3 separate regions of the Homo sapiens genome follow, and all the other regions are linked to region 3. A link is a loop called in an ENCODE intact Hi-C map of the cell type or tissue named here. Cell type or tissue: MCF 10A. All regions are shown on one strand. Each heading gives the region's core, and the rest is flanking DNA. Links, peaks and the distances in the headings are about the cores only. Region 1 has its middle 7.3 kb from the start of DAPP1. Region 2 overlaps LOC100507053 (a long non-coding RNA gene). Region 3 holds the start of LOC102723576 (a long non-coding RNA gene).

What was found. Peaks named below come from ENCODE experiments on the same cell type or tissue, not always from the same donor. Only the 100,000 strongest peaks of a DNase experiment are listed, where the experiment ranks them.
Region 1: it touches region 3 in a loop (7-fold over the local background); 8 of 110 quality-filtered maps call a loop at or near these places.
Region 2: a loop joins it to region 3, with 14 times the contacts of the local background. A loop is called at or near these places in 6 of 110 quality-filtered maps.

What each region holds. Positions count from the first base shown.
Region 1 is chr4:99,805,364-99,813,684 of GRCh38, reverse strand. No RefSeq gene overlaps it. Among named protein-coding and RNA genes, the nearest start is that of DAPP1, 7.3 kb to the left of the region's middle. In MCF 10A, for the core only: CTCF peaks have their summits at 1,684 (motif pointing left) and 5,233 (motif pointing right); DNase peaks (open chromatin) are centred at 1,704 and 5,234.
Region 2 is chr4:99,156,380-99,164,700 of GRCh38, reverse strand. LOC100507053 (a long non-coding RNA gene) reads right to left here. Exons shown (of 10, transcript NR_037884.1): 3 at 7,122-8,321. It also overlaps the pseudogene PCNAP1 and the pseudogene PCNAP2. Among named protein-coding and RNA genes, the nearest start is that of ADH4, 16 kb to the right of the region's middle. RefSeq lists an enhancer at 6,918-7,483. In MCF 10A, for the core only: a CTCF peak has its summit at 4,796; no DNase peak of the experiment used is centred there.
Region 3 is chr4:99,401,421-99,409,741 of GRCh38, reverse strand. LOC102723576 (a long non-coding RNA gene) reads left to right here and starts at 4,362. Exons shown (of 5, transcript XR_939020.3): 1 at 4,362-5,421; 2 at 5,564-5,651; 3 at 6,774-6,909. RefSeq lists cis regulatory regions at 1,015-1,356, 6,010-6,023, 6,068-6,079, a silencer at 3,936-4,230 and enhancers at 4,782-4,971, 5,945-6,089, 5,857-6,131, 1-6,748. In MCF 10A, for the core only: a CTCF peak has its summit at 4,021; DNase peaks (open chromatin) are centred at 4,051 and 4,981.

The DNA of each region.
Region 1 (8,321 bases), core at 247-8,246, 400 kb before region 3:
CATGCCCTGTTTGAATTTTGGATCTAAAGAATACATGCACTTAATAAGATGTTTGCTATTTGATGCCATGAAGCTTGGGATGGTTTGTTAGGCAGTGATATGGTTTGGCTCCTTGTCCCCACCCAAATCTCATCTTGTAGCTCCCATAATTCCCACATGTTGTGGGAAGGACCCAGTGTGAAATAACTGAATCATGGGGTGGGTCTTTCCCCTGCTGTTCTCATGATAGTGAATAGGTCTCATGAGATCTGATGGTTTTAAAAATGGGAGTTTCCCTGAACAAGCGCTCTCTTTGCCTGCTGCCATCCACATAAGATGACTTGCTCCTCCATGCCTTCTGCCATGATTGTGAGGCCTCCCCAGCCATATGGAACTGTAATTCCAATAAACCTCTTTCTTTTGTAAATTGCCCAGTCTTGGGTATGTCTTTATCAGCAGCATGAAAATGGACTAATACAGCCAGCGATAGATAACTGAAACACTTGCCTATCATCTGGGTCAATGCCTAGAATGTGAGCTCCCAGAGGCAGGGACTTCCAGGGTCTTGATCACCTTATATCTTTGATGGTTACTTTTACGTGTCAACTCGGCCAGACCACGGGTTGCCCAGATAGTTGGTCAGATGTTATTCGGGGTGTTTCTATAAGAGTGTTTTTGAGTGAATTAACATTTAAATGGTAGGCTCTGAGTAAAGCAGATTGCTCTCTATAACGTGGGTGGACCTCATCCAACCAGTTGAAAATTTGAACAGAACCAAAAGACCAGCCTCCCCCGAGCAACATAATTTTCCAGTAGACTGCATTTGGTCTTCATTTGCAGCATCAACTCTTCCTGGTACTATAGTAGACAGCCTTTGGACTTGAACTAGTTCTCCAGCCTGTGAGCCCACCCTGCAGATCTTGGACTTACCAGCCTACATAATTATGTGAGGAAATTCCTTATTTTATACAACGCACACACACACACACACACACACACACACACACACACACACACCCTCTCTCTCTCTCACACACACACACTCTCACACTCCACATATATACATACTATTGGTTTTGTTTCTCTGGAGAACCTTCACTGATATAGTATCCATAGCCCCTAAAATGGTGGTTCTCAATTGGGTCCTCATTTTTGAGGTGGTTTTCATTGTTAGTTGTCACAACCTGGGGAGCCTACTGGCATTTAGTGTGCAGTGATGCTGAATATCCTAGTGTGCAGTACAGCCCCCACAATAAAGAATTACCTGGCTAAAAGTATCAAAAGGGCTACCTGGTCTACCTCAAGCACATTTTTTTCTCACTTTAAGAGCAACCTAAAAACCATAATACAGTAAATCCACTGAAGGTAACTATGCAAAGTCACCTACCTAACGAGAAAGCTAAAGTGAAATAAAAAGCCAGCCCTTCCCAGAAATCACTGGGGAGGATTTCAGGGAGAAAGGGCTAAGACCCTACCTTTTTTACAAGCAACCTGAGGTCAAGTGAGCACAAGTCAAGTAACATTAATGGGACATTGAGGTCACTCTTCATTTGTGTCTACCATATACCCTGTGCCCAAGCCCATTGCCGGCCTGACTTGGATAATCAGTTCTACATGGTTCAGGAAGCCAGGCTAATTGGTTCACTGGTGACATTTCCCAGTAGCTGGTGTTGAAACAATTAAAGCTTTGCCCTCAAAGAAGAAATACAGCCACTCTCAGTGGTTATAAAAGAACAGCTCCCCCTGTTGGTGCAGGCTATATTCATCTTTTCAAATGAAAAAATAACTAACATATTTGACTGGATCACAATTTAGAAACATTCAATAGGCTCCTGGAGGTCTAGAAAGAGAAAGACATGACCAATAACAGCAAACTTAACCAGGATCCATAAAAATACATTTCTTTAGATTATGAGTGTTCATAATCATTTTCATTTGTATATCATGAACATTATGTTATTGACACAGAGCAGGTATTGCTATTCTTGTTATTTTTTAATAGATAAGAAAATTGGAGCTCAGAAATGTTAAGAAAATTGTCAGAAATTAGCAGCACCAGGAAGAGAATTTATGTGCATCAGTCACTATCCAGTTAAGAAAAGAGAAGCCACTGTAGACATTTAGCTGCCACTGCTGGTCTGTGGGACCAGAAGGACACAACTCTGTTGATGCAGCTGAAAACTGGGACTGAGGCTTTTGGAGCATGCAGCTGCCCACCATTGCTGAAGGCTGCTCATGGTGCTGAAAGCACTGCCTAAGGAAGAAAAAAACAAAAACAAAAACAAAAAAACCCCAGATTTCTACCCTTCTCCAGTCTTCCTGTTAGCAAATTCTTTCTGGAAGACAGCTGGCAAGGGAATTAGTGAAATGTAGTTTGTGGGCTTCCAGTCCCCTATGATACCAGGCGAGGAGAGGAGGTCAGAAGTGGAGCTGAAGCCAATTGATGAATAACTAGCACATAACATTTTCACTCAAGGTTCTTTTCACTCTGCCTCATTCTCTCCTGTGTTCATCAGGGTATGCTAAATTGCTACTTCAGAAAGACCCAAAATTTAACACTTCAACACAGAAGTGAATTTCTTATTCATATGACTGTGAATAACGTGGGTCACTCTCCCCACCCCATCCCTAAGGGTCCCGGGTCACTCTCCCCACCCCATCCCTAGGGGTCCTGGGTCACTGTCACCTCATCCCATTTCTAGGGGTACTGAGTCACTCTCCCCACCCCATCCCTAGGGTCCTGGGTCACTCTCCCCACCCCATCCCTAGGGGTCCTGGGTTACTCTTCCCTTACCCCATTTCTAGGGGTCCTGGGTCACTCTCCCCACCTTCATCACTAGGGGTCCTGGGTCACTCTCCCCACCCCATCCCACAGACTGGGTAGCTTACACAAAACAGAAATTTATTTCTCACATTTCTGGAGTCTAGGAAGTCCAAGATCAAGGCACCAGCAGATGTGGGGTCTGATAATGCCTGATTCATGGTTCATAGATGCTGGCTGTCTTCTTGCTGTGTCTTCACATGGTGGGAGGGGCTGGGAAGTTCCCTGGGACCTCTTTTATAAGACATGAATCCCATTAATGAGAATTATGACCTTATGACTTAATCACCTCCCAAAGGCTCCACCTCCAAATACCATCACATTGGGGATTAGGCTTTTACATAGGAATTTTGTGGGACACAAATGTTCAGTTTTTGGTAGGGAGTGAGGAATGGTTTGCCTCTGCTGAGAGGTATATTCTGTCATTGACATTGGTTAGAATTGCTGGTTTCTGGTGATAATAAAGAGCAGAATGACTTCTCATTGGTTTTATCATTATCATTGTTTCTTTATTCCCTTTCTTTCTTTTTTTTTTTTTTTTTTTTTTTTTTAGAGAGTGTCTGGCTCTGTCACCCAGGCTGGAGTGCAGTGGCATGATCTCACCTCACTGCAATGTCTGCCTCCTCAGCTCAAGCCATCCTCCCACCTCAGCCTCCTGAATAGCTGGGACTACAAGCATGCACCACTACACCAGGCTTATTTTTGTATTTTTTGGTAGAGACACGATTTTGCCATTCTTTCCAGGCTGGTCTTGAATTCCTGGGTTGAAGCAATCCTCCCGCCTCAGGCTCCCAAAGTGTTAGGTTTATAGGCATGAGCCACAACGCACAGCCTGTTTCTTTATTGTTATTGACTATACCAGGGATTAAAGTGCTCCCAAGCACCCCCTCACCTTTGTATGTCACTGGTAAAAAAGATTCTTATATTAGAAGGAAAGTTATTCTAAGTCACTTTTAAGTTCCCTTTTAACTTTGAAATAATGTGACTTTTTAGAAACAAATACCCAGGGTTGCTGAAGCTATCCTGCACACATACATAATATATATTAGGCTTTCTTGCTGAAGCTGGGGATGATTTATATTTAACCAAACACCTCTTAGCACAGCAAATCAACATGCCTTCAGATAGAGCAGTGTTAATACATTATTCCAATAATGTTAAGAGAGCACATGTGTGGTTTAAGAAGAGTGCTGTGTTTTGCATGTCTCCTAATTTCCTAGAACTTCACTCTGGCTTTCTTAACAGGTAATGCAAACAGATTAAGTGATATTATGCTCCCTTCCGCAAAGGCTTTACTTCAGCACTTACTTTACCATTTTTAGATGCAGTGTCTTAAAAATATGCAAACATGTGCACTTGTGGGTGAGTGTGGCAGATGCTGTTTGTGCTGGTGAAGCAAGGCACCATCTGCATGGAAAGGTCATGCTTAATTGTGTCAGCACTGATTTCTGAGTAATGAAAGCCTGGACAAAAATGAAACTTCAAACACACCAGCATTTTTGCATTTAAGTCTGCAAAAGTAGCTGCTAACTCAACCAAATGAAATTAAACAAGGTTACGCACTTTTGGATCCTGTGGGCCCTATCCAAATACTTTTTGTCTTCTTGTCCACACTTCATCTGAAAAGATTGCTGTGTTAACTAACGGGAGCTAATGGCAAATAACAAAGATAATTTGACCAACTGGCCAGCTGAGATATCTCCCAGATTCTTAGCTTCCACGAAGCACCAGGGTAGATTCAGCTTTTGAAAATGGGTAAAATTTGAAATCGTTCATGATAATGTGTGTGAATGGAGCAGCTCAGCCAAAATGTCAGAACGTTTGGTCTACCTTGGGGTAGGACTTCAGAAATGAATAAGAGGAGTCTTAGAGCTTTTCATGGAGAGCATCTTAGAGGGAACCTACTTCAGTTCCCCTATTTAACAGGTTGGGCAAGTGGGGTTGGAAACTATTAAGATACTTGCCTGAGATTTCACCCCTAGTTACAGGGATTCTGGCACTTCTGACTGAGCCCAATTCTTTCCTTGCTGAGTCCAGTAATAATACAGCTAACTTTGGTGCTTTCTTTTAAATCACAAAATGTTTTCCAGGCCAGCATTAAATTAATAGAAAGCTTGAACCTCAGATGTATGTTATTTGTCCATTTGAAGCCTGCGTAAAACAAACTCCGCGGGAGTAAAAACTGTGGCTTACAGGTCCTCATATGACTTACTTTGAAACCCCATCAAAATAAATATTTCTTAAAATAGCCCTGGAAGCAATGAGAATGGACATTATAGAAAATATAGCCTTACTCTAGCGCTCCCCTCGCCACCCCCAACCCCCGGGTGTATTTAATTTGTGGATTCGCCCTACTGGCTGTGCTTACTACACCTCTTCCCCTCCACTTCCACAGGCAGGACCTCTGTGATGAGGATATGCTATCACTAGGTGGCAGTAATACCGCGTTGGTGGGCGCGGGGGAGCTGTTTTACCTGAAGTCAAGATTAGATCCATCGCTTTTTCCTTCCTCTCTATGAAAGTATAGTTCTTTATTAAAGTAGCTGAATTCAGGTGATACTACCCAACACCACATTTGTAGAAGATTCCTTAAACGCCAGACTACTAAACCATTAAATGATTCAGGTATAATTTATTACCTGTCTCACCAAGTTTTAAATGGTTCAATTCTTAGTTCTGCTCTCTTTTCCCTTTAAAGCTTTGAGACCTTTACTGAAAGAATTTAAATGAGTAGGAAGTGATTGAAATCTAAAAATTCAATTTTATACCTAAAAATGATTTTCATTTCTGCAATTGCAATATATTTTAAGCACTTACTTTTTCCTCAGCTCATTTGGTAAATATAAATCTTCAAAGCATTTCAATTTTCATTTAAAATAAGGAATGTAGGTGACTCTAAAACTGCTAACGTAGAGCCCTGTCACAGTAACGGTGACTGGAAATAGTGAAAATTCTTCAGGGTTCTCAGCGTTACAGTGAAGGCAGCTTGGGAACAGCTCCCCGATTACAGAGACAGTGACTCAGCCACAGCAACAACTTTGAAGTAGATTTTGTCACTGTTCCTGGGTGGCCCATGGGTCTGAGTTTTCTCTGTTAATCATATAAATATGAGATCTTTGGTATTTTAAATATTTTAAGGGTGGTAAAGAGAAGTTTCTCTTAACATGTAAATGTTTTTGTTCTGTCTATCTAAAGGAGACATTATAGAGATGATTTTTTTTGAGATGGGGGTCTCACTGTGTTGTCCAGGTTGGTGTTGAACTCCTGGCCTTAAGTGATCCTCCTGCCTCAGTCTCTCAAAGTGCTGGGATTACAGGCATCCGTCATTGTGCCCAGACACAAAGTGAATTTTATCCAGAAGGTTAGGTGGGGGATGGAAGCAGGAGGAAGAGCAAAATTATGAGGAACTATGAGTGGTTAAAAAAAAAATGTGAAGAGAGCAGGAGAACTATAAAAGAGAGTACTGACAGGATGGTGTGATAGGTGACTGAACCAGTAATCCACCCGAAGCAAAAAGGATAAACCTGGCCCTGAAGGGGGCCACATCAGAGCAAAAATAAAGGCTTCAGAAGACCCTGGAGGGTGGGGAGCATGGAGGTGACACACTGGAAGCTGAAAGCTAAGGGCTGCAGCAGGGCTTCTCCCAGGACAGGCTGTGCACCACCAGCCTCAAAATCCCCAAGGCACAGGGCCCTGGGGCCTGCATCTTGGACAGTTGCCCCAGGTGATTCTGATGTTCGGCAAAGGTTGAAGAGCACCCGAGTCTGTGGAAGAGCCTGCAGACCAAAAGTAATGTGGTGACGGGTCTGTGGGCTCCTGGGGCAATAACGAGTGCCATAAGCCTGTGCCAAGAAAAGATGGTACCTTGTGACCTAATAAGCTATCCACGTTTGTGTCAGTCAACACCCATCACAAAAGAAGCCTGTCATTCCTTGGACCATCTGTGTGTGCTCACGAGCAATGGGCTGTGTAAGGAGAAAAAGAAGGACTTCCAAAACCAAGAAAGGTTTTCGGGCTTGGAGGTATCAACTAAGTAACCTCAAACTCTTTTGTCTCAGTAACTCTTGGCTGCAGCTCAGCTGAGACTCAGCTATGCTGGCATCAGGAGTTGGCGGCTCCCTGTGGAGATCCTCCAAGTGCTCTCAGCAAACAAGGCCTTCTTAGGGTAATAGGTTGCTCGATGACACTGATGATCCAGATGACCAGAGGTCCCATGGTGGGGGACTTAACTTGATCCAGGCTTAGGATACAAACCAGTCTGACAGACAAGGGCAAATAGGAAAGGGATGGAGCTGGACTTCTGGGAGTAAAAAAGGGAGTCCCTGGGAGGAAGAATCCTTATAGGTGAGGATTCACGGCTTCAGGGCCAAGGGCAGGCAGGTCTTGGTGGTTGTTCTTGGCCTTAACTCAACCTAATCTTGCCTACTCTCTAGCAAGATTTTGTGTCCTGGAAGGAAAGGGCATGATGATGCTCAGTAGTGTTATTGCTTCCTAAGTGATCCAAGTCACCTCAGCCTGTTGGGTTGAGGGAATCCAAGTCCCCTAACCCTTTCCTTTAATTAATGAAAAGAATATCCCCTCCAGGCTTCCCTATCTCACATGCTGTGGCCAATCCAGTGATCTGACAATCCAGTGAGATTTCCATGAATTCTGGGGGCTTACAATATCATAGTTTCTGTTCCTCTTACTTCCTGCTTCCATTGACATCTAAGCCACTGAGCCAGTCAGCCAGCGTGCCTTGTGAGGTTGTTCTCTTCTCTCTGTACCACCTGACCAAACAGTAGACATGGTGCCTCTAAGTGCAGCTGTCTTGTCAAACGGTCAAGGATAGCAGACTTGACTAAAGTTTTGCTTAGAGAAATGGAGGAAAGTTTGCATTATAACACAGCTTACATAAAAACTTAACATTAAATAGCAGACATAGCCAAGCATGGTGGCTTATGCCTGCAATCCTAGCAGTTTGGGAGCCCAACGTGGGAGGATTGCTTGAAGCAAGGAATTCAAGACCAGCCTGAGCAAAATAGCAAAGACAGCCTGCCTCTAGAAAAAGCTTTAAAAAATTAGCCAGGTATGGTGGCACATGCCTATAGTTCCTGCTGCTCAGTGGCTGAGGCAGTAGGATCATGTTAGCCAAGGAGTTTGAGGCTGCAGTGAGCTACGGTTGCACCATTGCACTCCAGCCTGAATGACAGAGTGAGATCCTGTCTCTAAAAGAATCTAAAAAGAAATAAATCAATGGCAGACTCTGAGCTGAATCTCTTCAATTCCGCCACAGAGCACTCACTACTTGGTGACCAGCTTTGCCTTCTGGCCACTACTTCCCACCATCTGCACTTTTTCTTCTCTCAAATTTCTCACTCCCTGGCCTCCTGTCCAGCATAAAGATGGTCATTTGAAGAGAAATGCTGTCACCTGAAAGGGAGGTGAGCATTGGAGACCATTAAGCAGATGGCAAAGAACTCTAGGTGACATCAGTTTACCATGCAACTGCCCTGGGTCATGAAGGTTGGGGATGTGTCCT
Region 2 (8,321 bases), core at 109-8,108, 250 kb after region 3:
TATCTCATGTACCCCATAAATATGTATACCTAATATGTACCCATAAAAAATTAAAAATAATGTTTTTTTTAAATAAAAGATGATGTTATCCTCCTCAAAGTATGTCCTCATGTCCCTACATGGTTTCTAGGCCAATAAATAAGGTCAACAATCAAATCTCAGCTTGACTAGGGAACCAGTTCACCAAAAAATCACTATAGGACCCAACTCATATGTACCTGCAGGAATAGAAAAACCATATTAGACATCAATCATGAGCATGCTCAGCCAGGGGAGCAGAATATAAGGGAGAGGTTGTTGAAATCGGGGCAATCTCCTGCAACTGAGGAAGTAGTACCCCAAGAAAGACATCTGGAATCAGTTCTGTGCCACTGGGATAGCTCCTTTAAAATTGGGGGCAGAGGGGAAATTATGGCCTACAACAAATCAGGTGAAGATTCCAGAAATGCTTTGGAAGAGTGCTAAGGAAGAAGTCAAGAGGCTCAGAGAGGTGGGAATGTTCAACTGGACCTATCATATGAGACCTGAAAATCCAGAAGATGACCGTGTTTCTCAAGAGAATCAAAAGGGAACACCCCTTTTACTAAAGCAATAAGAAATGCAAAGTGGTGCAAGGGCTGGGGATGAAGGGCACTGGCCTCATTGAGAGGCTTGGCAGTGTCTATGCTTTGTACACCAGGGATAATGATAGGGAAGCCCCTAGGATTCAGGGATGATAGGATTATGAAACAGCAGAGGCCAGGAGGCACTACTTAGCCATCAAGAGAAAGACAGATGTAGTTATCCAAATAGGTAACAAAGGTTGAATGGAAACCAGGGGGCTGTGACATACAGGGATCTATAGTGATGGTTAATAGATCATGGTGTGCCTAGATCTAAGATGGATGAGGGTACTGCCTGACCTGCACACCCAAAAGAAGATCAATAATGAGTGAGCCAAAGGCTGATGTCAGCTGCCACAATAGAAAATTATAATCTCTTTATCCAGTTTCCAAACCTAACCCAGTTCTCAAATCCAGAGCCCATCAGTTGAAGCAAGGCTAGGTCCTCTGCAGAAAGAACCCAACACACAGTAATTGTATACATTATCAATTCCCTCAGACCTTCCCTAGACTGATAAACCAGTATTAATATATATGGGGAAAGGGGAAATGCTTGTATTTATTTATTTATTTATTTATTTATTTATTTTGAGATAGGGTCTCACTCTGTCACCCAGGCTAGAGTGCAGTGGCACATTCATAGTTCACTGCAACCTCAAACTCCTGGGCTCGAGCAGTCCTTCCACCTCAGCTTCCCAAGTAGCTGGGACTACAGGGACTTGCTATAAAGCCTGGCTAATTTTTTTTTTTTTTTTTGTAGAGGCAGGATCTTGCTATTTTGCCCAGGCTGGTCTTGAACCCCTAGTCTTAAGCAATTCTCCCAAATTGGCCTTCCAAAGTGCTGAGATTACAGGCCTGTGCTACCACGCCTGGCCAGAAATACCCATATCTTTAAAGAACTCTCAGATGCAGAGTCTGAGCTGACATTGCCACCAAAGTAACCCAAATGCTAGCATGGGTCCTTCATTCTGTGAATGAGGAGGCATCCCAGTTAACTAAAAAATTTATTGGGGGTGAGGGAAGGAGAGGATCAATGAATTAAAAATTTTTGAAATGTTTTATGTGAAAGCTTTTTATTTGGCCACATGTATTGTTGGTTACCTTCTCAACATTGAAAAAATAAAGAGAAACATGAATTCAAGAGTCCACCCCCCTGGTTACAGTTGTACTTAACCAGGAAGACAAATATAGATTGTCATCACTTGTAGACCTTCATTCCAAAAAAAAAGTGTTTGGTTGCTTCCATGTACAAAGGAATAAATACTTGTATTTTGCTGATTATTTTGTAATCAACAAGTAATAATTTATAGCAGGCTTGTGGAAAACATGAAAACTTGAATTGTAGCATTCCCTCGGTAGAGTTACTAATTTGGTAGATGCCATAGTTTCAATATGTCCCCAAAATTACAATTTCCTGTGCAAAAGATGGAGTAAAATTTTCTGCAAGTGGAGAACTTGGAAGTGGCAACATTGTTACAAACAAGTAATGACAATAAAGAAGGGGCTGTTGCCATAAAGATGAATGAGCCAGTTCAGCTAACTTGTTGAAAACCTCATCTCCAAAGCAACAGTGTTGGAAGATAGAACCTAAAAGGAGGTGTTTAGCTCATGAGGGCTCCACCTTCATGAATTAATTAATGCTATTATAAAAGGGTGAGCCCAATTCTCATTTGTCTCCTTTCCTCTCCTGCTCTTCTGCCATGTGGGGACACAATGTTTCTCCTCTCTGGAGGATGCAGTGCTCAAGGCACCATCTTGAAAGCAGAGAGACTGAGCCCTAACCTGACCGTGCCTTGATTTTAGACCTGCCAGCCTCTAGAACTGTGAGAGAATAAATTTCTGTTCTTTATAAATTACCCAGTCTGTGAAATACCATTATAGCAGCACAAAACAGACTAAGACAACAGGCTACTACTTCAGATCCGCTCTGTCTGTACCACACCTTGTATTCTACTTCTATCATAACACCTATCACACAGATGGAAGTAATGTATTGATTTATGTACTGGTCTCTATTTGTTATCTATTGGTGCATAACAGATTACCCCAAAACCTAGTGTCCCAGAACAACCACATTTATTCTCTCACAGTTTCTGTGAGTCAGGAATTCAGGAGCAGCTTGATGTACCAGTGCGGGGTTTACCATGAGGTTGCAGTGAAAGGTTGACTGGGACTGTAGTCTTTGAAGACTTGCCTGAGGCCAGAGGATCTGTTTTCCAAAGACCGTCATTTGGTTGGCAAATTAGTGCTGGCTGTTTGTGAAGGTCTTCAGTTTTACCACCTGCGCCTCTTCACAGTGCTGCTTGAGTGTCTTTGTGATATGAAAGCTGACTTCTCCCAGAAACAGTGAGAAGTCACAATGTATTTTATGACATAGCCTCAGATGTCACACACTGTCATCTCCACAACATCTTATTAGTTGCACAGTCAGCCCTATTCAATGTGAGAGATAGGCCTGCTGGGACAACAGTTCAAGCAGGTGAACCTACACAGCATGAAAGTATCACACATTTCCTTAGTGCAGCTAACCCTGTGTGACCAGGGCTTCAACACATACCACTGTGACCACAACCTAGCCATGAGCATGAGCCTCACCAGCATGTCCAAAATGCTAAAATACAACAATGGCAGTGAAGACATCACTACATGGAGGGCTGAAGGTACTATGGATCTCTTGGTGCTAGAATTTGAAGCACTAAATCAAGAGAACTTTTAGACTGTGAATTGAAGTTAATGACTCTAGATGTTGAGCAACTTGAAATTCCAGAACAAGAGTACAGCTGTGTAATAAAGATGCATTCTAGTGAATTTGTTCATATATGCCAAGATCTCAGTCATATTGGAGAGTCTGCTATAATTTCTTGTGCAAAAGATGGAGTGAATTTTTCTGCAAATGGAGAACTTGGACATGGAAACATTGCCACAAACAAGTAATTACAATAAAGAAGAGGAGGCTGTTGCCATAATGATGAATGGGCCAGTTCAGCTAACTTTTGCACTAAGTTACTTAAATTTCTTTATAACAGGCACTCCACTCTCTCTTCCCAGTAACACTCAGTATGTCTGCAGATGCACCCCTTGCTGTAGAGTATAAGATTGCCGGATATGGAACATTTAAAGTATTATTTGGCTCCCAAAATTGAGGATGAAAAAGGATTTTAGAAATTCTTAGAATCCAAGAAAATAAAACTAAGCTCTTTGAAAATTGCTTCTGAGATTCCAGCGTGTACTGAAGTCATTTCCATCAAAAAATTTATGCCTCTGAATACACAGGTAGATGCGGTTTTCTGTAAATAACATATTTTTTCATCTATCTTCTAGAATCTATTTAAAGTACAAAATCCAAAGTCAAATCTGGTCTCATTAACCTAGAGAGATATCTGCTTTACTTACAAATATTCCTTCTGATTTTTATAACAAGAGGGTTATAAAAGGGATCTTGACTCTAAATGCAATTTTTAAGAATTGTGTTTCTGATTTAAATAAAGTTTAATCTGAATTTTAAATGTCAGAAAAGAAACTACTATAGCACATTGGCAGAGTAATTTTGTCTTTTGAATCTACTAATAAAAAATGCAGTTTGTATTTTGTATGTCTGTTTTTATTTACGATTTTACATTTCTAACAACTAATTTTATTATATTTTACACAAAGTACCAGTCCACAATACACTGAAAATAAAACAAACAAAAAGTCATCCTTCACTATGGATCACTCGAGAAAGACTGTCCTAAACCACAGATATGCTGCAAATTGAATGGAAGATACATGAACAGGCATGACTTGAGTCCTGGGGGGAATTAGCAGGTGCTTTATTTTTATGATGGTCCGGGGAGCATTCTGGAAATGATTCTAGACATCTAGCATCTTTGGAAGATTACAACTCATATTATCTCTGGGGAGATAACAACTAGAAAGTTGAGGGCTGTGGACAGACTCTAGGACCAGGAGCAATTGCATCTCTGTCCAGGCAGTTTGACAAAAGGAGAAGAAGCTAAATCTGAAGAGAGAAAATCCAAGTGCCTATGACTGCTGGCAGAACATGGTGCTTGTAGCTCTTTATCAGGAAATCTTCAAGCAGCTACTGGACATCTTTAAGTGTTCAACCATGGTTTGCATTGAGCACCCTGATGACCTCAAAAAAAAATGTGCCCTTTCCAATATCCCAGATTTTTTTTCATGGTATCCTGATAGCTAGAGTGCCATCTATAGACCAAGAGATAGTACATATATCTGGAAGAGAAAACCTGAAGAATGTAAAGACCTGCTGGCCATTATCAAAATATAATTATACAGTTATTTACCTGGGGAAGATAGATTAAAACCACCCTAACTTACATCTATAACAAACGTTATTTATGTAATTTTTTTATTATACTTTAAGTTTTAGGGTACATGTGCACAACGTAAAATTAGGCCTTTAAAAGTCTTCAACAGCATGCTATTTTTATCTAGCATCTACAAGTCTTGAGGTACCTTACTAGTGTTTTCCAGAAGGGCTCCAATTACTCTTTTGGTACTGAATTGTTTCTTCCTAAGTTACGATCTATTCTCGGTAGCAATTGTCTTCAGCAATTCAGTAGACATTCTCTCCAATGGCCTCTCTTTATGCATAGATCCAGCCTCTGGGAGTTTCTGGCAGTCTCACAAAGAACTAAACCCAGAATCATCCATGGATCTGCAAAACGTACAATGACTAAATGCAGATCTAAGATTAAAGGAAACGATTTTTAACAAGAAAGGGTTTTTGGTGTTTTTTTTTTTGTTTTTTTTTGAGACAGAGTCTTGCTCTGTTGCCCAGGCTGGAGTGCAGTGGCACAATCTTGGCTCACTGCAAGCTCCGCCTCCCGGGTTCACGCCATTCTCCTGCCTCAGCCTCCCGAGTAGCTGGGACTACAGGCGCCCGCCACCAGGCCAGCTAATTTTTCGTATTTTTAGTAGAGACGGGGTTTCACCGTGTTAGCCAGGATGGTCTCGATCTCCTGACCCCATGATCCGCCCATCTCGGCCTCCCAAAGTGCTGGGATTACAGGCATGAGCCACCAAGCCCGGTCAACAAGAAAGATTTTTAAGCAACATTAACGTTCATGCTACAGAGGCCAAATTTATTCTGTCATTATTTCAAGCTGGCTCAGTGTGCAGACGTTCCTGGCCCTAGTCACTCCACATTCAGTAAACAAGTAGTCTATAAAATGACAGTAGGTCAGGCATTATTAGTAGGGAGGCACTGAGTACATGATTTGAACAGAACAGACACGGTCCTTACCTTCACAGAGCTTACAGTCTCATAAGGGGAATCGACATTAAACACATAAACACACAAATAATAGATGATTACAAATTGTGGTAAATATTAGAAAAAGATTATTGGCTGTTCCAAGCCAGAATGAAAAGGTAGACTTATTTTAGATTGGAAAGCAGATTTTAGTTTTCGAGGTAAGCTGTAACGAACTGTAGAAATGAACTCTGAAAGTATAGTCCTAAGATAAACTGTAAATACTAAAATAGCAATGTGTGTGTATAAAATACTTAGATATTTTTATATTTGTACTAAGCCTTTTAGAAAATATGGCATTCATTGTCTTTAGAGCTATGTTCTCTGGCTTTTAGGTTTTTTTATTTGATTTGACGACTGTGCTTTGTTTCTACCACTAGCAGAATGTGAAGGTGTTTGACATATGATCACTCATTTCGTATTTCATTAATATCCAATAAAACATATGCGATGTTTGACAACTCAGTGTCTCTTTCTTCATTATCTTCCAGTCTCTGACCTTCATTTTCTTGAGGAATAACCCATTACACTGACCCTGCCTCAGGGCAGCTCAGGTCCATTCTGTGAACGTTTCCCTGCTATTCTGCAAGTGCACTTCAGTCTTGCATGTTATATTCATCCCAGAGAAATCGCAAGATGAAACTGAGATAAAAGTGAGCCCACCAAATTTTGAAAGTATTAATAAAAGTTTAAAGTACTATGAAGGAAAAGTATAGGTGGCTTGTAACTCAGGGTCCTGACCTAGTCTGAGAGATTTAGGGAGGCCCACCTTGAAGAGGTAATGTTTAAGTAAAATCTGAGTAATACAGAAAAGTTATATTTGCCTGGTATCTCAATACTAAAATAATTATATTAGTATGAATTGTTGACTTACAGATACTCATCTAATGATGAAAAAATATTTTTCCTGCATTCTAACTATGACCTAAAGTAGTAATCCGATAGAGTAACCATTAACTTTACAACAATAACAGTACAAAATCTCAAATGTAAACAATCTCTCAAACATAAAACTGAACAATTTCTCAAAGTTCTATTTACAGATAACAGCAAGAGAGGGGAGACTACAAAGCCCAAATTTCATCGAACATCCTAAAACTTTCAAGATCAGCAATTTGACAGCAAACATGAACTTTGTAATCAAACAGACTTCAAATCAAACCTCTGCTTCCCTAACAAACACTGAAAAGATCAAACGGGGTAAGCATGTTGTCTTATTTGTTAATATGGTACATAATACTTACCTCACAGGGTTGTGGTCAAGATTCAATTGATTATGTGTACAAAGTGCCTGATGTTAACTAGGCACTCAATGAGGGTTAGTTTCTTCCCACTAAATAAAAACAAACAGAAGTTTTCTCTTAGCTAACATTTTAAATATCAAACAAGATTTATAACAGAGACAAACCCTATTATAAAAATCAAACTATTAAACAGAATAAGACTTCTTTCCCTTCCCCAAGATGAAGACTACAGGAGCAAAGGTCATTTAGCTGGAAATTTAATTGCATATTTACTAGAATTGGGTATTTCAAAGTCTCTTTTCTGGAAATCAGAGATCTGTCATTGAAGAGTCACATTGCTCCATTATTTGTGCTCTGGCTGGCCCAAGGGAGAACTTGACTCAGCCTAAATAGAATGACTTGTAGATTTGTGAAAGCTGTGTGGTGACCTCGTGTTAATCATGTGGCAATTAAAGTGTCCTATCTTTCTCTCCTCAATATAGTTTTAGACCACATATTTTTCAAGGATTAATGTTTATCCTTGAGATGTAGGTGTGTGTATGTTTTATACACATGATAAAATCAGTCTAAGAGTGAAAAAAAAAAGATGAAACAGTAATAAAAGTGTGATTACTGTTCAAACTAACAGAAATATCACCCAGGAGAACCAGCATGGAGGACCAGGCCCATCCTAGATCTGGGACCCCAAAGCTACTATCCCACAAATTGTTCTGTAGATAGATAGATAGATAGATAGATAGATAGATAGATAGATAGATAGATGATAGATAGATAGATAGAAATAGAATTTAATATCAGACTCTATTGCCCTAGTCCTGAAATTCTGGTGCTGTTCTAGCTGGAGATGTGGAGATATCTACTAAACTTCAACCAAGTGACGGAAACTTAGGGGAATGATTTTTAAGAGAAAGTAGATCCAGGGAGCAAGACCACTGGGATTGGGATTCTCTAGGCTGCTCATATAATTGCTACAGTGAATGTTTGAGGCGGGCACCAGGAGAGTAAGATACCCATGAGATTTCAGGAAATTAGGACAAGCACTAGAGAGCCTCTATAAAGAAATCATGAAGAGCTTTCACTTTGGCTCATTAGAAACATTTTTTGTTTCTTGAAATTTTCTTAATTCAGACCATTTACATGGTCTGAATTCCCACTCCCACCGAAATTGTTTTAATCATCCCACTGGCCAGCTTTCCTCCT
Region 3 (8,321 bases), core at 133-8,132:
TGGACATTTTTATACATTTACCTCAATAATCAGCTTCCTTATGTATATTTCCCAAAGATAATGTGATTTGATTAGTGCCAAAATTGATATGAAATTATTTTAATTTAGAGGAAGAAAAGGACTATATAGAAATAGCATTCCCAAGAGTACCCTCTTGCCCACGACTTCAACTCCAGTCTCTGCAAAGATTTCTTTCACCAGCAATTTCTTTTTTGTTTCTCATTGCTATTTACATCTAAAATTATTTATATTTTTATGTAATAAGTAACTAACCAAGGCCCCATAAACTAGTTTATAGTATTCATCTTCTTCATGCATAGGTATTTGTCCATTTTTTTATTCCTTACTCCCTCACAGAGTTAGATTCCCTTCATTAAGGAAAATCTCGATTACCTAGGCCACCAGCTTTAGGTTCCAGTAGTTCTTTCCACCATGTATCTGACTTTGTCTGTTACCCTATAGGGTACAGAAAAGTGACGGATGCCTTCACTGAAAGTCCATTCCGTTTTACATGTAAAGTGTCAGAAGATAAGAATTATGTTCTAAGTTCTTTCTCAAAACAGTACCTAGTATTAATAGAACGTTTTGTGCCCAATGGACACTACGCAAACATTCTTAGCTGATTTAACAATTGAATTGAGAAGATTATGTATTTCTGGCTGTGTCACGTGTCCAGCTCATTAAATGCATCTTCATGTTAGCCAAAGAATTGAGTGAAATAATAAAGCATGTTTTTGGCAACAGCTCTTTCAGGTAGTCAAATTTTTAATTTTAAATTTGGATTTATTTTTCTGTTTGGTAAACCAATGAGACTTACACTTCAGATTCAAGTCAACATTTTAATTAATGTTTACTAGCATTAGGACAAATACCTAATGCATCTGGGGCTTAAAACCTAGATGACGGGTTGATAGGTGGAGCAAACCACCATGGCACATGTATACCTATGTAACAAACCTGTACGTACTGCACATGTATCCCAGAACTTAAAGTAAAATTTAAAAAAATAATAAGGCTTACTTGAATTTGCAATGGTATATTTGAAAAAAAAAATGGATATGTTGTTTTAATTTCACTAGCATTTTACAAATTTCAATGCAAGTTTTGGCAAAGAACCACATAGTTACATAACTACCTGGCATGCATCATTTTAGTACTATTTATTCAGAAAGGCCTTTTATAAAACAAACTTTCCTGCCAAAAAATAGGAAGTACAAATATTGTACTCTGATTGTGTATTACAACTTGTCAAAAGTGTGATGTGGTGACCTAATTCAGGAGGCCTGGGTTTGATTACAACTCTACCTCCAATTAAAACTCACAGTAGCTATTTTCTGAAGTCTGATATAGCATTCTCAAAGGTTCTAACTAGAATGAGGTTTCTTTTTTATTATTAATAACTTTTCTGTACCTACTATGGTTTTGAGAGGGTTTCTGAAATTGTCATAAAATTGGTTATTGGTTTTCCTTTACCTTCCAAAAGAAGACTGAGGGGTGTCTCCCTAAGGAAGAAAAGGTGCTAAAGCACTTGCAATTTGCTGCTTCAAACTAGGAGACTTATCTAGTGCATTTGTTCTAGAAAATTAGAATCATAGACATAGTCTCTCCTGGAAGACACTGAAAGTTCTAGGAAGCACTTGGCTACATTTGAAAGAAACACTCAAAAGAGATAGCTTAATCGAAGATGAAATCCCTCGGAAGAAACAAGAGAGGACTCGGTTCTAGGACCTCAGTCCCAGCACCATCAGGAAACCTTATTTTATCCCTATCTGCTTAGAGGATGCTTGGTATGGCAGAATTCTAATCCTACTTTGGGGTGTTGTCCCTTTGAAACTTAAAAGTATTGAAACAATCAATTCTCTCTTCCTCTTCCCTGCTAGCTTGTTGCCCTAGTTCATTCCTTTATCTCTTGCCCATATTCCTGCAATAACCACCGAATGCATGTCCCTGCCTACTGTAGAATGGCCTTGGAATTAATTTGAATGGCTTATTCAAATCCCCCAATCCCACCCATGGGAATGCTAAATTCAGCACTCTCTTCCTCTGTGCTTTAAATACATAAAGGATTTTTGAGAGCAAAGGAGAAAGCAGCATCACACTCATTCTCCACTGATATGGTTAGGCTTTGTGTCCCCACCCAAATCTCATCTTGAATTATAATTCCCATAATCCCCATAATCCCTATATGTCAAGGGACAGACCAGGTGGAGGTAACTGAATCATGGGGACAGTTTCCCCATGCTGTTCTCGTGATAGTGAGTGAGTTCTCATGAGATCTGATGGTTTCATAAAGGGCTCTTCCTTCTTTGCTCTTCTCCTTCCTGCTGCCTTGTGAAGAAGGTGCCTTGTTTCCACTTTGCCTTCTGCCATGATTGTAAGTTTCCAAAGCCGTGCTGAACTGTGAGTCAGTTGAATCTCTTTCCTTTATAAATTACCCATCCTTGGGCAGTTCTTTATAGCAGTGTGAGAATGAACTAATACATCCACATTCTCTCACTTCAAGCCTTAGAGCAGGATACCTCACGGTCCCAGCATGGACAGGATGTGTAGAATGTAGAGGAGATGCTCTGTTCATTGTGACCAGCTCTGCTTGAGCCCCAGCAGATTCTTGTTCATGTAGGAGAGAGGGGAATAGACCACCACCTGAAAAGGATGGAGGTAATGCCAAACACCTAGGCGTAGGTTTTATCTCTGCCCTCCTTCTTTCCATCAGAGCAGGAACTCTTTCTTATTCCTCCGTTTTCTTTAAGAAGAAGGATACTTATCTTTCATTGGCTTGTTTCTCTCTTAAAATCAAGGCAGAGGATTCAGGGTCTAATTACCATGGATTTACCTCCATTATCATTCATTGGAGACAAGCTCGGTTCTAAGCTTAGTTCTACTTTGGGAATTACGATATTCTTCTGGTGAGATTTACTGAGTTTCAAAATGTTTACTCAGTACTCACCAAAAACATGGTCTTTGTGACTTAATTTTTCATTTTTCTTTAGAAAATCACCAATACTTAAAGAGAAATTTTGCTATCTTCTTGTCTTTCTTCAGGATAATTACAAAGAGAACTTCAAGAAATTTCACATACCTTGCCTCTTGTCTTACTCCCTTCAGATATAGCTTTCCCACTGTCCCCAGACTGTAATATCCAAAAGGCAAATCTGACCATGCCACTTCTGCTTAATAAATATTCAGGGGCTTTACTTTGCCTCCAAGATTATTAATAGGCATCAAGGGCCCCTCGAGATGGGTTCCCATTGCTCCCTGCACTACCCAACATTCTCAGACAACATTAAAATGCTGCGCACACCATGCAGGGTTTTATTTTCTTTCTTGCTTTCTGTCTTGCTACTCCTCCTCCTTGAATATTCTCTCATCCTTCCCCTTTGTCTTGGCAAATTCCTGCTCATTTTTTAGGGTTTAGTTTTATCTTCACTCCTCCAGAATATCTCCTCTGATCTCAATGTGTCTGCTGTCTCTTTGTAACCTGGTATAAGTCTCTTTTCGTGTATCATGTTATCATTTAATTTTCTGTTTATGTGTTTGTTCTTTCACAGGTCTATTCATCTAACTCCAGCCGCTGGCAGAGAAGCTAACAAGAATAGAGATCCACCAGTGTTTCTTTTCTTTTCTTTCCTTTTTTTTTTTTTTTTTTTTGAGGTTCTCCATACTCGATTTTTAAAAAATAATTTTTCTCTTTCTTTTTCTTTTTCCTTTTTTTAATTTCAATAGATTTGTGGGAAACAGGTGGTGTTTGGTTACACGAATAAGTTCTTTAGTGGTGAGTTCTGAGATCTTGGAGCACCCATCACTTGAGCGGTGTACACTGTACCACCCTTCTCCCACCCTTTCCCCTGAGTCCCCAAAGTTCACTGTACCATTGTTATGCTTTTGCGTCCTCATTTGCGTTCCCACTTATGAGTGAGAACATACAGTGTTTGGTTTTCCATTCCTGAGTTACTTCACTTAGAATAATGGTCTCTAATTCCATCCAGTTTGGGCCTTTCAGGATTGGTTTCCTCTGCAGTACTTATGAGGGCAGGAAGGTGGCAGCATTTAGCTATCAGTGAGTTCATGCTGACGCTAGGAAGAGAAACAGAAATAACCACTCCTATCTTGGGACATTTTTCCAACTGCCTTGATTGCTTCTCTTTTCCAGCAGAACTGAGAAAATAAGGCCACAGTTGAGAATTTTGTGCTTGATGGAGACATCAAACCCAGAAATGCTGGACTGGCTGAGCAACTTGAGTAAAGCTCATCCTCCCACTTTTGTCATGCAGGCCCTGGGAACTGCTTTAGGAATGAGAAAAATGGACATAAAATGATCTGATCAGTATGTAAATTATTATCTTGCTTACAGTTTCATATACTAAGGGAATTATTGGGGGAGATTGCTTATATCTTCAATGTGACTTCAAGTCTATCTTTTTATACTTTATTTGCATTTATTAGTGTTTAATCCCACAGAATGATCCCATTCTCCTATTTTAAGTGTTCTAATTCCCGCACACAATTCCTCTACCTATAGGTTCTAAATTTATAATTGTAGGTTGAAAGAATGGTTTTGTTCATTCAACCCTAAGCATTCAGTGGTTGCTACATTCTTCATGTTACATTTTCTCAGTTCCTTATGTTGGTTAACGTCTTACTGATTAGGCTGAGAACTAGAATTTCCATCACAGTAGTACTCATGCTGAGTAGTCACTGCTTATTGATTTGTCTGGTGGAAAACCTGAAGGTAGGACCTGTATCAGTCAGGGTCTTAGCAGGGAACCCCTGTTTAATCAAGTTAGGGCTTAATGGGAGATAATTTTCTTTCCAGAGGTACAGGCAGGGTTAATCACTCCAATAAGGGATGTTGAAGTATCCAGGGTTTCGCTACAGTGGGAAGCTATTATTGCCCCTAGGCCTGAAGGTCGATGACAAGGAAGTTACTAGAATCTGGCAAGTGATGGAGTGGAGCTATAGCCAAGGGGCTGCCTGAGAGGAGCAGTGGCCAAATGTGATTGAGAATTGCTGGTGAAATGATTCACCAACCACAGGAAGAGGCTGACCATCATAGACCACATTTCAATGACTTATGTTTCATTAATGAGTCATCATCAATTTCTCTTTCATTTTGATAGCCCCCTCTTAGGATTCAGGTTTTGAGGTAACTCTTCTACTAGACAACATTTTAAAGTAGTAACTATTTTTCTCATTGCTATTAACCAAGCCACACATTAATGCCGAGCTTCTGTTAAGTAAAAAATAACTAGGGATACCAGACTGAGTTTTTCAGCCCAGTCAGAAGAAAAGCAATTTGACATACTGTTACCCTTTGCAGTCTTAGCAAGAGAAAGACAATGCGCTTGTTTATTGTCTAAATTAGCACTTTGCCCCTGATACTCCTCAAAGCTGAAAGACCCTCTAAGATCAAGAACTGATGAAGTAAGTCTTCAGATTTGATAAACTGGTGTTCTATAGGGAAATTAAAGCCAATGTGAAATTTGCAGTTGACTTTTGTGATGACTACCTTCCCCTTTTAAATTCTGAGTGTATTATGCATTTAAATATAAATTGGTCTTTTCAGGGCTATAGAAAAATGTGCTGCTCAAAAGGAGATTTCCATCTCGAAAAGGCAAATTACTGGGAAAAATGAATCTGTTTTCTCTGCCAAGGTAAGCTACTAATTTATGAAACACGCTGGGGACTTGAAGCAGGATATTCGGCACCACACCTTCTGATCACACCCACTCTTTGTTGAGTAGCTGGATTCTGTTTTCTCATTTAACACATGGTTTCTTTCCCTAAAAATGAGAATGAAAAATCTTGCTCTTTGAGAAACAAAGTTGGAACTTTGTGTATTTTTTATGGCATTATTTTGAGTATGAGTTTTGAGGTAACTATTTTCAGATTCCAGGAAGCTATGAGGCCATATCTAGTTTCAGAGTTGCATTGCTGTTACAGGCTCAGCATTAGGTAACATATTTTGTTTTCAGTCTGTTTCAGCTCCAGTATTGACTGGTTTCTCTCTCTTGAACTTTGCATCCACAATTCAGTTTAGGGAGAGTCAAGAACATAAGTGTTTTAATCATTAACCATTAACTTTTAAAGCACCGTTAATCCCGTGTATGATTAGCTCAGCTTTCAGAATCAGAATTCAGAAATATGGTAAAAATCACCAGGACAAACTTCTAACAGTTTTCACAAGTATTCCCAAAGTGATGATCAAAGCCTACAGTAACAGATCTTTTAAAAGAAGGGGCTTCCTTATGGGCTGGGCCCCCCCAACAGGGGTAGTTGATTAAGAAAATCTTACCACTTTCTTACAACTTTATAGAAAATAAGTCATGTTAAAGCACAGGGGTAGTGAAAGGAGTGTTTAAGAAGTGGTCTCAACTGAGGTTTTGGGGTGCCAGTGGAGCTCCTTTGCCTTGGTTCCAGCAGAAGAGTGATGCATGTGAAGCATGTGGTTATGAGTGCCCCAGGTCCTTTTGGGCTTTAGCTGCTTACCACATGGTGAAAAGGAATGGTGATAGAAATCCAAAGTGAACTTTTTAATATTATTATTATGGCTTTATATATAGTCAAAAGAGCTCACCTTCTTCTCCTAGCTCAGACATGGGTTTGGCTAAGGCAGGAGAAATGGGGTTGGGGAGGTTGGGAGCAGGGCATGCAATGCTCTTCTGAAAAAATAGGGACATAAAGGAGATATGCCCGCAACTCTCCATCAGGTTGAAGGATTCTTTCTATTAGCCTTTCAGCATTTGGATCCTTATGATTTTGGTGCTTCTCTGTAGCATTGGAGACATAGAAGGAGACTGCCTCCTGCTGGGGTCAGTATTTTCTGCATCCCATGAACGGAAGTGAGAACAGCCTTGGGAGCTAATGCCGAAGGTGGGAGAATCTGATGCCCTCAGTCTCCAGTGAACTAAAGTAAGAGTCTTACTACTTTCAGTGCTTGGGAACTGCTGCAATACATGGGCTGCTCCAACTTATTTCCTTAAACCTCCACTCACCAGATTTTCAGATGCTGCACAGGTGGAATGGTGGATCAAGTTCTAAATGTCACATGACTGTCTTGTTTAGTTATATGTTGGGTGTAGCCCGTGGAGTACTCAGGCCCTAAAGAAACCCTTTTGGATGAATAAACATCCCAGAGTCCTTATGCTAGTTCTACCTGTGAGGTGTTTGCTACGGTCTGAAAGTTTATGTAACCCCAGCACTCATATGTTAAAATTCTAAAACCCCCAATCCCCTTGATAGTATTTGGAGGCAGAGCCTTTGGAAGGTAATTAGGTCATGGGGGAAAAGGCCTTATGAATGGGGTTAGTGCTCTTATAAAAGAGGCCAGAGGCCAGGTATGAAGGCTCATGCCTGTAATCCCAGCACTTTCACAGGCTGAAAGCTAGGATCGCTTGAGCCCAGGAGTTCAAGACCAGCCTGGGCAACATAGTGAGACCCTGTCTCTACAAATAATTTTAAAATTAGCCCAACATAGTGGTGTGTGCCTGTAATCCTAGCTACTCAGGAGGCTGAAGTGGGAGGATCACATGAGCCCAAGAAGTCAAGGCTGCAGTGAGTAGGAAGGTACCTGCCTTCAAACCAGGAAGAGGGTCCTCACTAGACACCCAAACTGCCAGCACCTTGATCTTGGACTTCCCAGCCTCCAGGGCTGTGAGAAATAAATTCCTGTGATTTGTAAGCCACCCAGTCTATGGTATTTTGTTACAGCAGCCCAAATGGACTGAGGTAGTATTCCTAGTCCCATCTCACATCTTAGACTACAAGTCCTAGAGAATACATGCTGAGAGGAAAAAGCTTTTAGGTGTTTCAGGGCATCTCCTATTACCCCCATTACCCTCTTCTCCCTAAAGTCATGGAGTGAGGGGGTTCAGAATTACCTGAAGCACAGAAATTTATACTAGGAGACCATATAACACCCTTTTGTTGGCTGTCAGGCCCATGAGGTAACCTAGTGCCCAGAGCCCCCTCACTTGAGATCTTGGAGGTTCCCTGTCAAAGGCCTAGAAAAACTAGAGTTGAAGGCTGCCACTGCAGCTCAATGCAATTCCCATTTCACCTTCCAGTAAGAGCTTTCAACACCTCCCTGATCCTCCTAAAATCCTTTCATCGGTGATGGCCCAGAGGATAGTCTCTGCCTGAAGTCTCACCAGCTCAGAGTAGAGTTTCCATTATGAGAAACTCTGATGCTTCCATGCACATGGAGTGGGTAGATGGGTAGGGCAGGGCAATGGACATGTTTGGATGTACCAAGAAGGAAAGAGGAAAGGTCAGAGTCATCTTCTTCCTTATAGGCAATGCTCAATTTCCTATTTATAAAATGG